2 separate regions of the Homo sapiens genome follow, and region 2 is linked to region 1. The links are chromatin loops, found by intact Hi-C in ENCODE. Cell type or tissue: ovary. All regions are shown on one strand. Links, peaks and the distances in the headings refer to the core of each region. The heading gives the core; the rest is flanking DNA.

What was found. Peaks named below come from ENCODE experiments on the same cell type or tissue, not always from the same donor. Only the 100,000 strongest peaks of a DNase experiment are listed, where the experiment ranks them.
Region 2: it touches region 1 in a loop (5-fold over the local background); 2 of 110 quality-filtered maps call a loop at or near these places.

The regions. Positions count from the first base shown.
Region 1 is chr17:76,836,370-76,844,762 of GRCh38, forward strand. No RefSeq gene overlaps it. Among named protein-coding and RNA genes, the nearest start is that of LINC00868, 16 kb to the right of the region's middle. RefSeq lists enhancers at 1,783-2,507, 3,148-3,197, 3,448-3,507, 3,618-3,667, 4,922-5,438 and 1 more and a silencer at 3,239-3,434. In ovary, for the core only: no CTCF peak of the experiment used is centred there; a DNase peak (open chromatin) is centred at 3,526; H3K4me3 peaks cover 403 bases.
Region 2 is chr17:76,752,946-76,761,203 of GRCh38, forward strand. It overlaps MFSD11 (major facilitator superfamily domain containing 11), which reads left to right. Exons shown (of 13, transcript NM_001242532.5): 8 at 1,102-1,142. It also overlaps the pseudogene RNU6-97P. Among named protein-coding and RNA genes, the nearest start is that of MFSD11, 19 kb to the left of the region's middle. RefSeq lists enhancers at 2,652-3,153, 3,154-3,653. In ovary, for the core only: no CTCF peak of the experiment used is centred there; no DNase peak of the experiment used is centred there.

The DNA of each region.
Region 1 (8,393 bases), core at 115-8,114:
AGGCAGCATAAGCCCAATTTCAGATGAAATCTGAAAGAGATGGAGAAGGGAAACCTTTCAGAAGGAATTTGTCCTGGATTTTACATTAAGCAGCTGAGTTGGGATTTAAAAAGCATGTCTTGGCCGGGTGCAGTGGCTCACGCCTGTAATCCCAGCACTTTGGGAGGCTGAGGTGGGCGGATTACTTGAGGCCAGACCAGCCCGGCCAACGTGGTGAAGCCCCCGTCTCTACTAAAAATACAAAAATTAGCCGGGCATGGTGACGCATGCCTGTAATCCCAGCTACTTGGGAGGCTGAGGCAGGAGAATGGCTTGAGCCCCAGAGGTGGAGGTTGCAGGGAGCCAAGATTGTGCCACTGCACTCCAGCCTGGGGTACAGAGTGAGAATCTGTCTCAAAAAAAAAAAATAATTTGTCCATGATTTTACAGTAAGCAGCTGAATTGGGATTTTTAAAAACATTTCTTTGTTAAAAACAACAGTTAGGGCTGGGCACGGTGGCTCATGCCTGTAATCCCAGCACTTTGGGAGGCCGAGGTGGGCAGATCACGAGGTCAGGAGATGGAGGCCATCCTGGCTAACGCTGTGAAACCCCGTCTCTACTAAAAATACAAAAAATTAGCCGGGCGTGGTGGCGGGCGCCTGTAGTCCCAGCTACTCAGGAGGCTGAGGCAGGAGAATGGTGTGAACCCAGGAGGCGGAGCTTGCAGTGAGCCAAGATCGTGCCACTGCACTCCAGCCTGGTGACAGAGCGAGACTCCGTCTCAAAAAACAAAAAAACAGTTAATACATACTATACAAAAAAATGGAAAATGAAAAAATTTAATCTGCCCATATAAGCCTGCCATTTAATCTTTTAGAATATTTGCTTTGTCTTCATATTTAATTTCCATAACCTGAGTCGTATTGTCTGTGCAGTTTTATATTCTAAAGCAGGATTTGAACCCAGAGCTCAGACAGAGCCAGGCCAAGTGGGGAAGGGGGCTTGTGCCTTTTTATCTCTTCACATTCTGACAGTGTCCTGGAATAGGACCTGAGGTTGTGTGTGAGGGGCTGATTTGCCTCTCTCAAAAAAAAATTCATGATGAAAGTTGGGCCTGGTGGTATGCACCTGTAGTCCCAGCTACTCAGGAGGCTGAGTGGGAGGATCGCCTGAGCACAAGAGTTTGAGGCCAGCCTGGCCAACATAGTAAAATCTCATCTCTTAAAAAAAAAACTAACTCATAGTGAATCCCTAACCCCTGTACTTCAGAATGTGAGTGTATTTAAAGATGCGGCCTTTAAAGAGGTGATTAAGTTAAAATGAGGCTCAGCGGGCAATAATCCAGTCTCACTGGTGTCCTTATAAAAAGAGGAAATTCAGGCCAGGCATGGTGGCTCACGCCTGTAATCCCAGCACTTTGGGAGGCCGAGGTGGGTGGATCACCTGAGGTCAGGAGTTCCAGACCAGCGTGGCCAACATGGTGAAACCCCGTCTCTACTAAAAATACAAAAATTAGCCGGGCGTGGTGGCACGTGCCTGTAATCCCAGATACTCGAGAGGCTGAGACAGAATTGCTTGAACCTGGGAGGCGGAGTTTCCAGTGAGCTGAGATCACGCCACTACTCTCCAGCCTGGGCAACAGAGTGAGATTCTGTTTCAAAAAAAAAAAAAGGAAAGAAAAGAAGAGGAAATTCAGACACACAAAGAGACAGCAGGGAAGGGGCACAGAGGAAAGACGTAGGAGGCCACCCAAAGAATGCCCGGGCCCTGTCTGGGGCTGTCCACCTTCGCCCTGAGCACACGGTGGAAGGAAGTGGCTCAGAGCCTTGTCACAGGGCCCTGGAGTGGGAGCCCTTTGCTTCTGGGGTCTGCTCTGGGCTGAGAAGGCTTGACCCTGTTGAAATGGCTCTGCTGGCCTGGACCCCCTGAGACAGGTTCCATTTCAGCTGGTGAGCTCAGGGCCTGGCCTTGGACATGGCCAGCGCCAGTGAAACTGGATCTAGAATAAGCAGAAAGACAGCTCAGTGCCATCTTTAACTCACAGTGCAGGGAGTGAGCCCAGGCTTCAGGGCAGAGTGCTCCCTCCGCTTGCTGACTCTCAGCCTGGGCTCTGTCCTCTGGGCTCCGGCTGTTGTAGGACATCCTGAGAAAGGGGTCAGCCAGGCCGTGAACAGTCAATGGCATAGAGGCCTGAAGACTCCAGTCCTTCCTCCTGTGATGATGACACGTCCTAGGTGACCACCCTTGAGCTGATGCTTCTTTTTTTTTTTTTTTCCCTTCGAGACAGAGTCTTGCTCTGTTGCCCAGACTGGACTGCAGTGGCACCATCTCGGCTTACTGCAACCTCCACCTCCTGGGTTCAAGTGATTTTCCTGCGCCGAGGGGCTGGGACTACAGGTACGCGCCACTGCACCTGGATAATTTTTGTATTTTTACTAGAGACGGGGTTTCGCATGTTGGCCAGGCTGGTCTCGAACTCCTGACCTCTTGATCTGCCTGCCTTAGCCTCCCAAAGTGCTGGGATTACAGGCATGAGCCACAGCGCCCGGCCTGATGCTTATTTCTTTCCTCTCATGGTCTACACTTCCTCCCCTCCGCTCACTTCAGTCCTCTCCGCTCTTCACTGAACTGGCCTTTGACAAGGTCTCTGATGAGCGACGTCACCTCTCAGCTCCAGGCCCCCCAGACAGCACATTTTTCAGGTGTCGTTTCTGAGCACTCAATGCTGGCCTGTGCCTGGCTCAGCTCTTGGCTGTCTTTTCTATCTTAGCATGGTCCAACAGAGGTGCTTTTTTTTTTGTTTTTGAGACAGGGTCTTGCTCTGTCATCCAGGCTGGAGTGCGGTGGCACAGTTACTGCTCACTGATGCCTCAACCTCCTGAGCAGCTGGGACTGCAAGCATGCACCACTGTGTTGGGCTAATTTTTTATTTTTTGTAGAGATGGGGGTCTCAGTATGTTGCCCAGGCTGGTCTCAAACTCTTGGGCTGAAGTGATCTGCCTGCCTCCGCCTCCCAACGTGTTGGGATTATAGGCGTGAGCCACCATGCCCGGCCCCAACAGATTTTTCTGCCATGTTGGAGATGTTCTCTCTGTGCTGTGCAACACAGTAGCCATGAGCCACGTGCAAGGTGGTCAGTGTGACTGAGAAACCGGTTTCCTTTTTTTTCCTTTCTTTTTTTTTTTTTTGAGATGGAGTGTCTCCCTCTGTCACCCAGGCTGTAGTGTAGTGGTATGATCTCGGCTCACTGCTACCTCTGCCTCCTGGGTTCAAGCAATTCTCCCCTGCCCCAGCCTCCTGAGTAGCTGGGATTACAGGTGCATGCCACCATGTCCAGCTAATTTTTGTATTTTTAGTAGAGACAGTTTCACCATGTTGGCCAGGCTGGTCTCTAACTCCTGACCTCAGATGATCCACCCACCTCGGCCTCTCAAAGTGCTGGGATTACAGGCTTGAGCCACTGCATCCGGCCTGAGGTTTCCTTTTAGTTTCATTTTAATGAATTTAAATGTAAATAGCCACAGTGGCTGCTGGCTGCTGGCTGCGGTGTTGGACAGCGCCTCCTAGGAGGCTGTTAATACCTGTGCCGTGCCTTTGTAGAGCATCTGCCGCTGTCTTCTGCATTTCTGTTCCCTGCGCTGACACCTCCCCTGAGCCCCCATGAGATCCATCTCTTCTTGACACCTCTCCTGGGTGCCTCATAGGCACATGGATTGAGCACGTGAAAATTCTCTGATCCCACCTTCCCCATCGCAGAGAACGGCACCTGCCACTGCTCAGCCTCCAGATTCAGGAGTTGCATTTGTTTCCTTCTTTCTCCTGCCCTGAGCCAGTCACCTGGGCTCGTCCCTCCAGACATATCCCAACCTACACTTCCCTCCACCCCCACTGCCTCAGCCCACTCCGGATCAGGCTGGCCCTCCCAGCTCTCTGCCTCCCCACTCCTGTCCCGTGTCCCCCAGCCCAGCAGCCAGAGTGACCCGGCTACAGCACAAATCCCAGCACCTCGCTCCCTGCACCCCTAACTGCAACCAGAATCCATCCCAGCTGCTCTGTGGTCTGGCCTGCCCAGCCCTCCCACCCCATCTCCTCCTTCCCCTTCTAGTTGCCCAGTGCTGACCCCTCCCAGGGCTCCTGCATTTGCTGCTTGGAACTACCTCCCTGGCACCTTTGTGTCTCCTCCTCACTCCAGTCTGAATTCAGTGTTACCTCCTCAAAGAGGTCTTGTCCCAACACTCACTAGCACAGCACGTCGTCTTCCTTGTAGAGAGCACGCAGCCCCTCCAGACCAGAGCTGGACTTCCACAGGGAGCATCAGCCCCTCCAGACCAGAGCTCTGTTCTCATCACTGTGTTCCTGGTAAAACAGTCTTGTTGGCCTCCCTGAGCCAAGCTCTCTGTCCCTTCCTCCCTCTCTTCTTTTCTACCTCCCTCTCTCCCCACCTGTCTCTTCCTCTCTCTCCTTTTCTCCCTCTTTCTCTCCCTGACTCCCTCTGTTCCCTCAGTCAGTCTCTTTCTCTCCTCTCCCCGCCCTCTTGTTCCCTCTCTGTCTCTCTCTATTTCTGTCTCTTTTCTCCTCTCTCCCTCTGTTTCTCCCCCGACTCTCTCTCTGCCTCTCTGTCTCTCCCACTCTCTGCTTCTCTCTCTCTCTCTCTGCCTCTCTTTCTCTGCCTCTCTGTCCCTCCCTCTCTCTCTCTGTCCCTCCCTCTCTCTCTCTGTCCCTCTCCCTGTCTCTCTCTCCCTCTCTGTCTCTATCTCTCTCTGCCTCTCTTTCCTCTCTCTCTCTCTCCGCCTCTCTGTCTCTCCCTCTTTCTCCCTCTCTCTTTTCCTCTCTCTCTCTGCCTCTCTCTCCCTCCCCCCACCTCTCTCTGCCTCTCTGTCTCTCCCTCTTTGCCTCTCCCTCCCTCTCTCTCTGCATCTCTGTCTCTCCCTCTCTCTCCCTCTCTCTCTCTGCCTCTCTATCCCTCTCTATCTCTCCCTCTCTTTCTCCCTCTCTGTCTCTCTCTCCCTCTTTCTCTGCCTCTCTGTCTCTCCCTCCCCCCACCCCACCTCTCTGTCTCTCCCTCTCTCTTTGCCTCTCCCTCCCTTTCTCTCTCTCTCTCTGCCTCTCAGTCTCTCCCCCTCTCTCTCTCCTTTTGTTCCCCCCACCCACCCATGTCTGTGGAGGGCTGTGTCTCCCTTTGCCCCAGGACACTCCCTTTTTTTCTCCCCCGGTTCCGGTCTTTTGGGTGAAGGGTAGAAGGAAGACAAAAGCTGGAATTCCTGAGCAAGGGAAGTCATCACTACCCCCACGCTGGAGTTGTGACTGCCCATGCTGTGGCCCCTGGGTGGCCTCTGATGCAGCCACGCAAGGGGGTTCCACTCTGCTCCTTACTGGACCTGACCCCACCCCCTCCAGCAGCGTCCTCCGGAAGGGACTAGTTTCCCCTTGTACCCAGTGGGTCCAGGGCACCTGGATCAGTCCTTCAGTACCTTCATGTTTCAAACAAACACCTCTTGTAGCTCAGGCAGCAAATTGCGCTGTTCGTGGGGAGAGGGGCCGAGTGCCCTGACCAGTCGGAGCTGGACCGGCCAGTGCTCCTCTGGTAGAGGGTGGGGGGATCACTTGGGGTGGGCTTTGGCTGGGGGAACCTGGAGGCTTGCAGGCTGGGCTCCCAGAGACCTTAGGATGGTCTCATGCATACCCAGGTCTATTCTGAGCCATGCACCAAGCACCTTGGCTGGAGTCAGCTCACTTCCTCCCCTTATTACAGGTCCCAGCAGCCGCAAACCCAAACTTCCCCGGAGCACCAGCACACTCCCCATTAATGATAAGGCAGGAGAGCTCCTGCTCTTTCCAGCCGGGACTTTAATTTCTCTAATTATAGCTGAGGCTTGGAGCAGTCCCTCCCACTTAATCTACTTAATGCAGACACACACTCCCCCCAGCTCTCCACCCCTACCCGGCTTCTGCCTTTAACCCTTTTGCTGCTGGGTGGCAGTTCTCTGAGTGGGCACCTTTTAAGAGCTGAATTGCATTCATCTCACCAAATTCGTATGTTAGAACCCCAAACCCTGTAGCTCAGAATGTGACCATTGGAGACAGGGTCTTTAAAGAGGTAATTAGGGCCAGGCACTGTGGCTCACACCTGTAATCTCAGCACTTTGGGAGGCTGAGGTGGGGGTATCAGTTCAAGACAAGCCTGGCCAACATGGTGAAACTCTGTCTCTACTAAAAATACAGAAATTAGCCAGGCATGGTGGCATGTGCCTGTAATCCCAGCTACTCGGGAGGCAGGAGAATCGCTTGAACCCAGGAGGTGGAGGTTGCAGTGAGCTGAGATCACACACCACTGCACTGCAGCCTGGGCAACAGAGGGCTACTCCATCTCAAAAAAAAAGAAAAAAGAGGTAATTAGGTTAGGTGCAGTGGCTCATGCCTGTAATCCCAGCACTTTGGGAGGCCAAGGCAGGTGGATCACCTGAGGTCAGGAGTTTGAGACCAGCCTGGCCAACAGTTGAAACTCCGTCTCTAGTAAAAATACAAAATTAGCCGGGCATGGTGGTGGCACCTGTAATCCCAGCTACTTGGGAGGCTGAGGCAAGATAATCGCTTGAACCTGGGAGGCGGAGGTTGCAGTGAGCCGAGATTGCACCACTGCACTCCAGCCTGGGCGACAAGAGTGAAACTCCGTCTCAAAATAAAATAAAAATTAAGTGAAAATGGGCCCTATCCAACATGATGGGTGTCCTTACAAGAAGAGGGACACAGACACAGGGAAGACCAGGTGAAGGTCATGCAAGCCAACGTAGGAGGCGTGAACAAAAACCCAACCCTGCTAACACCTTGAACTTGGACTTCTAGGTTTCAGAATTGTGGAAAAATTGCTGGGCTAGGTGGTTCTTGCCTGTAATCCCAGCACTTTTGGAGGCCAAGGTAGAAGGATCATTTGAGGCCAGGAGTTTGAGACCAACCTGGGCAACATAGTGAGACCCCATCTTTTTTTTTTTTTTTTTTGAGACAGAGTCTCGCCGTCGCTCAGGCAGAGTGCAGTGGCATGATCTTGGCTCACTGCAACCTCCACCTCCTGGGTTCAAACGATTCTCCTGCCTCAGACTCCCAGGTAGCTGAGACTACAGGTGTGCGCCACCACACCCGGCTAATTTTTGTATTTTTAGTAGAGACAGGGTTTCAGCCTGTTGGTCAGGCTGTTCTCGAACTCCTGACCTCAGATGATCCACCAGCCTGAGCCTCCCAAAGTGTGGGATTACAGGCATGAGCCACCACACCCAGCTGAGACCCCATCTTTTAAAAAAAAACAAATTAGTTGGGCATGGTGGCATGCACCTGTGGTCCCAGCTACTCCGGATGCTGAGGAGGGAGGATAGCTTGAGATCAGGAGATTGAGGCTGCAGTGAGCCGTGATTGCACCACTGCACTCCAGCCTGAGCAACAGAGCGAGACTCTGTTTCTAAAAGAAGAAAAGAAAAATTGTGAAATAATAGATTTCTGCTGGTTGAGGCACATGGTCTGTGGCTCTTTAGCATCCTCGGCTGTGAGGGAGCCATGTGGCTGCTGTCTGGGAGGCAGGAAGCACTTCTGCCTCTGAGGAAGCCCCTCCAGGAACCCAGCTCCAGGACCAGCAGTCGGGGTGGTCAAATGAAGGTGGGCCCCTTTGCTGGCCTGACCCTGGAGGTGGGGACATCTGGTGGCCTCCTGGGGAAGGGGACTCAGTTGCATCACAGCCAGTCGACCCATGCAGGTGCCAGGTGTGCACATGGGAACGTGTCTGTGTGCTTGTGTGTGTTCAAACAGGAGAGACTGGTCAGGCTTAGCGATTAAGCTTACACCCCTTCCCCAGCCCACAGAGCACACAGTGCACCATTTCTACAAGGATCTCAGAAAATCAATAGGTGTCCCATCAGGGCAGGAGCAGCTGAGTTCAGCTTGTGTTTCCTGGAGTGTGCCTGTCCCCAGATCATCTGTTCTGTGATGCCAGAGGCAGGAGTGGAGCTTGTGCAGAGCTTCTGATGACTCCCGGCCCCTCTGGAACTCTGAGTCATACTCTTGCCATAACCTCCATGGTCACAGTCGTGCCTGCTAGGCACTCTTATTGTAGAGACCTTCTGAAGGTCACTGCAAAATCGTGATGCCCTAAATGCATTGTGGACCAAGACCAGAGGCAGGTGGGGCTCCTCTTTGACAGGCCCCAGGCCCGGGAGATTTGCTGTTAGGAGGAATCACTGATGACTGAACGTATTCTGGGGAAGAGAGAAGGGGGACGGATATGGAGACAAGTCACCAGGAAGACCCCCTGCGGGACAGATTGGAATCACAGCCCTGGAAAAGGGCCATGACATGAGCAGGGATGGCCTGGAGTGGGGGATGTGGTCAGGCTGCTGTGGGGTGCTCCTGTCTTAACAGTGAAGAATG
Region 2 (8,258 bases), core at 259-8,258, 83 kb before region 1:
AACAATACAGAGATTAGCATGGCCCCTGCGCAAGGATGACATGCAAATTTGTGAAGTGTTCCATATTTAAAAAAAAAAATCTTGTTCCATAAAAAAAAAAAATCTTGTCACATGTTGGTTACAGTTCCCAAAAACACTTCATCAGAAAGCACATAGCAGTCGTCACCTGTCAGTGCTTGAATTTTGATGTGAAGCCAATCGAGAGTACAGTACCTGTCAAAGTCTCTTGGTTCTCGATACCCAAACAGTCATAGCAGCAAGGAGATGAATGAAAGCTAACTTCAAGAAAGCCTTCATGATACCACATCCAAAGTAACCACCTCAGGATGCAGAAAATAACAAAAGTCTCTGACGGGTTTTAATGCCAAAGAACTTATTTTTCATAGTAAGGGCGGTAGAAAATTGAGTACTCACAGATTATTTTCAGTTTGAAGGTAACAGGATAGGCCGGGTGTGGTGGCTCATGCCTGGAATCCCAGCACTTCAGGATGCTGAGGCAGGTGGATCACTTGAGCTCAGAAGTTCAAGACCAGTCTGGCAACATGGTGAGACCCCGTCTCTACCAAAACTACAAAAAATTATCTGGGTGTGGTGGGACCCACCTGTAATCCCAGCTACTCAAGAGGCTGAGGTGGGAGGATGGCTGGTGGGAGGATCACCTGAGCCTGCGAGGTGGGGGTTGCAGTGAGCTGAGATTGCATCACAGCACTCCAGCCTGGGAGGTGGAGTGCGACCCTGTCTCAAAAAAAAAAAAAAAAGAAAGAAAGAAAGAAAGTGAAAGTAACAGGATAGAAGGTATTTCTGTACTGCCTGAAGTATCATTTCTGAGAAAGACGTGCATAAACATGTACAATAAGTGTAATCTGAAAGAATAGTCTTCCAATAGTTGATAGAGAGGTGCCCAGGTGGGACTTTAAAAACCTGAAGCGAGGGTGTGGCCATGAGGGACACCCTGAGGCAAGGAGCATTCGAGTCACTGGGAATGCATCTCAGACCTGGTATAGGACAGGGTTTTTACGAACGTAAATGAAAATGTGATCGTATGTTTGTTCTTTTATTTTCAAAAAGAAAAAACTTATTTTTTACATTTTATTTTCTCAGGTCTGCCCAGAACAATCTGACAAAGGCAGTAGATGCTTTTAGTAAGTATTTTCTGTATCTGAAATGCAAGAACTGTTCAGGAACAACTCGGCATTTGCCTTTCCCCTATTCCCTGGTAACTTTGGATTGATGACACCCCAGGGTTTGCATTTTTCCAGGTATGCTGCTCTGAAATATATTGATCTTCCTTATCAACATCTCTCTAACATGGGGGTTGTGAGGGATGGATGATGGTATGACTGCCCACCTGCCCAGGTGTGTGAGGGAAGTGGAAAGAGGCTGCATAGCACTCAGGTTCTCCCTGAAGTTGAGAGTCTTCCTGGGATTTTTGCAGGGTAATTAAGAGCAGATTGTGGCTGCGCGCAGTGACTCGCGCCTGTAATCTCAGCACTTTGGGAGTCCAAGGCAGGCGGATCACCTGAGGTCGGGAGTTCAAGACCAGCCTGGCCAACATGGCGAAACCTCTTCTCTACTAAAAATATAAAAAATTTGCCGGGCGTGGTGGCATGCACCTGTAGTCCCAGCTACTCAGGAGGCTGAGGCAGGAGAATTGCTTGAACCTGGGAGGTGGAGGTTGTAGTGAGCCGAGATTGCCCCACTGCACTTCAGCCTGGGTGGCAGAGGGAGACTCCATCTCAAAAAAAAAAAAAAAAGAGCAGATTGCTTGCTACTTCTTGGAGCAAAGCAGTAGCTCCAGTGACCCAGAAGGTAGTAAGAATAATCATGTTCATGCATTGAGAAGTCTTCCTGGCCAAAGACTCTGCTGAATTCTTTGTTTTTTACTCTATGTAATTCTCACAATTCTACGAGTATTATATAATACACACCTATCATTGTCTCAGTTTAACAGAACAGAAAACTGAGGCTTAGAGAAATTAAATAATTTAAGGGCCAGGCATGGTGGCTCACACCTGTAATGCCAGCACTTTGGGAGGTCATGGTGAGTGGATCACTTGAGGTCAGGAGTTTGAGACCAGCCAGGCCAACATGGCGAAACCCCATCTCTACTAAAAATACAAAATTAGTCGGGTGTGGTGGCGGGCGCCTGTGGTCCCAGCTATTTGGGAGACTGAGGCAAGAGAATTGCTTGAACCCAGGAGGTGGAGGTTGCACTGAGCTGATATCACGCCACTGCACTCCAGCCTGGGCAGCTGTGAGACTGTCTCAAAAAAAAAAAAAAATTAAATAATTTACCCAAGATCAACCAGTTAGTAGGTGGCTGAATTGGGATTTGAGCCAGATTCTCTTAATTTCCTTCAGAAACTTCCAGTGAGTCCCTTTTGCTTCTGCCTATGGCTCTCTCAGCTTCTTTGTCTTCTCAGGAGAGGGAATCTGACTGGGGCAGTTATTCTCAAGAAGAGAGCAGCCTTTTGAGACCATGTATATTCATTAAGCCTATTGTAGGCCACAGGGCGTTAATGACATGTGGCCCTTATGGCCCTTGAGTACTTATGATTAGTTTCTAGGTTGCCTTGGGCTGGAGTGCAGATTCTTGATCTAATCAGCCATGGCCTGGCTCAGATGACACAAAGCTTGTTAACTCTTGGCCAGAAATGCCTGTAGCTTGTTTTTTTAGAAAAGGTCTATGAGCATGGGAGTCTGAGCCTTCTATACGTAGTATATTGTTTCAGGAATATATTCATAGTTTTTTACATATATATATGTGTATATATATGTGTATATGTATATATATGTATATATATGTGTATATGTATATATGTACGTGTGTGTGTGTGTGTGTATACATATATATATATATATATATATTTTTTTTTTTTTTTTTTTTTTTTTTTTGAGATGGAGTTTTGCTCTTGTGGCCCAGGCTGGAATGCAATGGTGCGATCTCAGCTCACCACAACCTCCACCTCCTGGGTTCAAGCGATTCTCCTGCCTCAGCCTCCCAAGTAGCTGGGATTACTGGCATGTGCCACCACACCTGGCTAATTTTTGTATTTTTAGTAGAGATGGGATTTCTCCACGTTGGTTAGGCTGGTCTCAAACTCCCGACCTCAGGTGATCCACCCGCCTTGGCCTCCCAAACTGCTGGGATTACAGGCATGAGCCACTGCACCCAGATTTTTTTTTTTTTTTTTTGAAACAGAGTCATGCTCTGTTGCCCAGGCTGGAGTGCACTGGCACCATCTTGGCTCACTGCAACCTCTGCCTCCCGGATTCAAGTGATTCTCCTGCCTCAGCCTACTGAGTAACTGGGACTACAGGCACGTGCCACCACGCCCAGCTAATTTTTGCATTTTTTAGTAGAGACAGGGTTTCTCCATTTTGGCCAGGCTGTTCTCAAACTCCTGACCTCAAGTGATCCACCCGCCTCGGCCTCCCAGAGTGCTGGGATTATAGGCGTGAGCCACCACACCTGGCTCGGGAATGCATTTATAATTATAAATTGAGCCACACGTGATAATTAAAAGGATTATACTCTGACTCCCTTAGCAAGGTAGGAGGTCAATCACTGTCAAAAGTTTGGCTTTCATCTTTGCAGGCCTAGAAACTTGTCTGTCAGAATACCCATTATTAGGCCGGGTGCAGTGGCTCATGCCTATAATGCCATCACTTTGGGAGGCTGAGGTGGGAGGATCACTTGAGGTCCGGCATTCAAGACCAGCCTGGCCAACATGGTGAAACCCATCTCTACTGAAAATACAAAAATTAGCCAGGCATGGTGGCGGATGCCTGTAATCCCAGCTACTCAGGAGGCTGAGGCTGGAGAATTGCTTGAGCCTAGGAGGCGGAGGTTGCAGTGAGCCGAGATTGCGCCACTGCACTCCAGCCTGGGCGACAGAGTGAGACTCCATCTCAGAAAAAAAAAAAAAAAAGAATACCCATTATTGATCACAGAGGCCAGAGGGGAAAAGGACTCAAGCTAAACTCATAGAAATGGCAATTTAACCATTTTTGATGGCACTTGACATTTCTTAGTGAGCCCTTTCATGGATATTTCCTTCTTGTTGTCAGCAGGCTAGAAAGCCACATTGGCTTACTTGGTGAGATCGGAGTCGTTAAAGGGAGGTAGATGACCTGGCTTATGGGATGGTGTCCCCAGCCATGGTGAAGCTGCTCCATCATAGATCCCCCTCTGGCTGTCTGTTAATGTTAACCAGATTCAGGACATCTCACCTAGACAGTTGGACAGACTTTGCCTCAACTCTGTCTGTAAAAGGAGGCACTGACACATTTTGGGCCACATGCTTTGCATTACGGAGCTTGTCAGTTACTTGATAGGATTGATTTATCATAGGATATTGGGCTGTCAGGTTTGAAGAGGGAGAAGGTATGGCACGTAGGGTGCTGCAGGGAAAGTAGACTCAGGGGCCAGTTCCTGGGCAATTGGGGCACAACAGGAAGTCGTGAGGTGGCAAGGGAGCCAGAGGCATAGGGAGAGAGGGAGAATGAATGGCAAGGCTTCATGTGGCCTGTGTGTGGCCAGTGCTTCATTTATTAATTAATCATGACATTCCTGTGGTTGGGGCTGTGATGAATGTTGTACAGAGAAGGTTCCTACATACTATCTAAAATCACTTACTTCCCAGACTGAATTTATACGTTTAGTGTGCTTCTAAAATATGTTCGTAAAGTTTTTAAACATTGATTTTTTGATCTTGAGGAAACAATGCTAAAGTTCTTCTACTAGGATGAATGTCTGAAAACAGCCAAGAAAATGTTCTCAGGCCGGGCACGGTGGCTCATGCCTGTAATCCCAGTACTTTGGGAGGTCAAGGCAGGTGGATCACGAGGTCAGGAGTTCAAGACCAACCTGGCCAGGATGGTGAAACCCTGTCTCTACTAAAAATACAAAAAAATTAGCCAGGCATGGTGGTGGGTGCCTGTAATCTCAGCTATTTGGGAGGCTGAGGCAGAGAATTGCTTGAACCCAAGAGGCGGAGGTTGCAGTGAGCCAAGATTGCACCACTGTACTCCAGCCTGGGTGACAGAGCGAGACTGTGTCTCAAAAAAAAAACAAAAAATGTTCTCAAAGAAGGCAAGAGACTTATCCTAGTAAACACTAAAACCTATTGCAGATTCATTTGCAAACATCAGAATAGCAAGACCAATAAAACAAAGTCTAGAATCAAGCCCATGCTCATAGAGGAATATAGGATACAATAAAAGTGGGTCTTAAGCAAGGTTAGATAGCTGACTGCATAGAAAAATAATATAGATCCATACTTCACTTTATATTAAAACTTTTAGTAGATTAAAGGTTAAATATAAAAATGAAACTATAAAAGTAATTGAGGCTGGGCACAGTGGTTCATGCCTGTAATACCAGCACTTTGGGAAGCCAAGGTGATGGGGGGATTGCTTGAGCCCAGGAGTTTGAGAGTAGTCTGGGCAACATGATGCACCTCTCTCTCTACAAAAGGTACAAAAATTAGCTGGGTTTTGGGGCATGCACTTGCAGCCCCAGCTACTTGGGAGGCTGAGGTGGAAGGATTGCTTGGGCCCTGGAGGTCAAGGCTGCAGTAAACAGTGATGGCGCCACTGCACTCCAGCATGGGCACAGAGCGAGACCAGGTCTCAAAAAAAAAAAAAAAAAAAAAGTGATTGAAGAAAATAAATGTAAAACTTCAGTCAACACAACCTAACAAACTTGAAACGGCAAGGAAAATCTGGGGAAAATATTTGCAATATGTGATAAAGAGCTGTTATGAACCAATAAGAAAAGTATAAACACTCCAGTAGAAAAGAGGCATTTTACAAATATGGAAAAAATTGTTACAACTTAAGTATAATTGACCCTTGAACAGCGTGGGGCATGGACACTCCATTCCACACACCCCTACCCCCCACACACAGTTGAAAATACACATATAACTTTTGACTCCCTCAATACTTAACTAAGGTCACTGTTCACCGGAAGCCTTACTGATAACATAAACAGTTGATTAACACAAATTTTGAGTCAGGCACAGTGGCTCACACCTGTAATACCAGCACTTTGGGAGGCCAAAGTTGGGAGGATAACTTGAGCTCAGGAGTTCGAGACCAGCCTAAGCAACATAGTGAGACCTTATCTCTACTAAAAATAAAAAAATAAAATAAAAATTAGCTGGGAATGGTGGCACGTCCCAGCTATTAATACTTGGAGGGCTGAGGCAGGAGCATCAGTTGAGCCTGGGAGATTGAGGCTGCAGAGAATTATGATCACACCACTGCATTCCAGCCTGGGTGACAGAGCAAGAACTTGTCCCAAAAAAATAAAATACAATAAAATATATTTCTTTTTCTTTTTTTTTTTGAGATGGACTGGCACTCTGTCACCCAGGCTGGAGTGCAGTGGTTCTATCTCAGCTCACTACAATCTCCGCCTCCTGGGTTCAAGTGATTCTCCTGCCTCAATCCCCTGAGTAGCTGGGATTACAGGTGCCTGACACCACACCTAGCTAAATTTTTTGTATTTTTCTTTTTTTGAGATGGAGTCTGGCTCTGTCACCCAGGCTGGAGTGCAGTGGCGCGATCTCAGCTCACTGCAACCTCCGCCCCGCAGGTTTAAGCGATTCTCCTGCCTCAGCCTCCTGAGTAGCAGGGACTGCAGGTATGTAACACCATGCCTGGCTAATGTTTTTTTGTATTTTTGCTAGAGATGGGGTTTCACTGTGTTAACCAGGATGGTCTCGATCTCCTGATCTCGTGATCTGCCTACCTTGGCCTCCCAAAGTGCTGGGATTACAGGTGTGAGCCACCGTGACCGGCCTTTTTTTTTTTTTTTTTTTTTTTTTTTTTTGTATTTTTAGTAGAGATGGAGTTTCACCATGTTGGCCAGACTGGTTTTGAACTCCTGACCTCAAGTGATCCACCCACCCGGCCTCCCAAAGTGCTGGGATTACAGGCATAAGCCACACATATTTTCTATACGTATTATATACTGTAGACTTATAATAAAGTCAGCTAGAGAAAAGAAAATATTAAGAAAATCGTAAGGAGACTGGGCCTGGTGGCTCATTCCTGTAATTTCAGCACTTTGGGAGGCTGAGGCTGGCAGATCACCTAAGGTCAGGAGTTCGAGACCAGCCTGGCCAGCATGGCGAAACTCCGTCTCTACTAAAAATACAAAAATTAGCCAGGCGTGGTGGCTGGCGCCTATAATCCCAGCTCCTCGGGAGGCTGAGGCAGGAGAATTGCTTGAACCCTGGGGTGGGGGTGGTGGCGGGGCAGAGGTTGCAGTGAGCCATGCCACTTCACTCCAGCCTGGGCAAAAGAGCTAAACTCTGTCTCAAAAAAAAAAAAAAAGAAAATTGTAAGGAAGAGAAACTATATTTACTGTTTGTTGAGTGGAAGTGGATCATCTGGATCTTCATCCTCATCATCACATTGAGAAGGAGGAGGAGGGAGGGGGTTGGTCTTGCTGTCTTGGTTGGCAGAGGCAGAAGAAAGTCCGCACAGAAGTGGACCCCTGAAGTTCAAACCCATGTTGTTCAAGGGTCAACTGTGTAAGTAAAGTGCAAATTAGAAGCAGTTTTCTTTCTTTTTTTTTTTTAAACGGAGTGTCGGGAGTTTCGCTCTTGTCACCCAGGCTGGAGTGCAGTGGCGCGATCTCGGCTCACTGCAACCTCCACCTCTTGGGTTCAAGGGATTCTCCTGCCTCAGGCTCCTGAGTAGCTGGGATTACAGGTGAATGCCACCACACCTGGCTAATTTTTGTATTTTTAGTAGAAGTGGGGTTTTGTTATGTTGGCCAGGCTAGTCTTGAACTCCTGACCTCAGGTGATCTGTTCACCTTCGCCTCCCAAAGTTCTGGGTTATAGGCGTGAGCCACTGTGCCTGGCCAGGAGCAGTTTCTATCGGATTTCAAAAGATAAAACATAATTCTCAATATTATGGGCGGGGGGACAGGTAATTATATGCATAAGACTACATTGCTGGCCGGGCGCAGTGGCTCATGCCTGTAATCCCAGCACTTTGAGAGGCCGAGGTGGGCGGATCATGAGGTCAGGAGTTCGAGACCAGCCTAGCCAACATGGCAAAACCCCATCTCTACTAAAAATAACAAAAATTAGCCGCACACGGTGGTGAGTGCCTGTAATCCCAACTACTCAGGAGGCTGAGGCGGGAGAATTGCTTGAACCTGGGAGACAGAGATTGCAGTGAGCCGAGATCGTGCTGTTGTGCTGCAGCCTGGGTGACAAGAGCAAGACTCCATC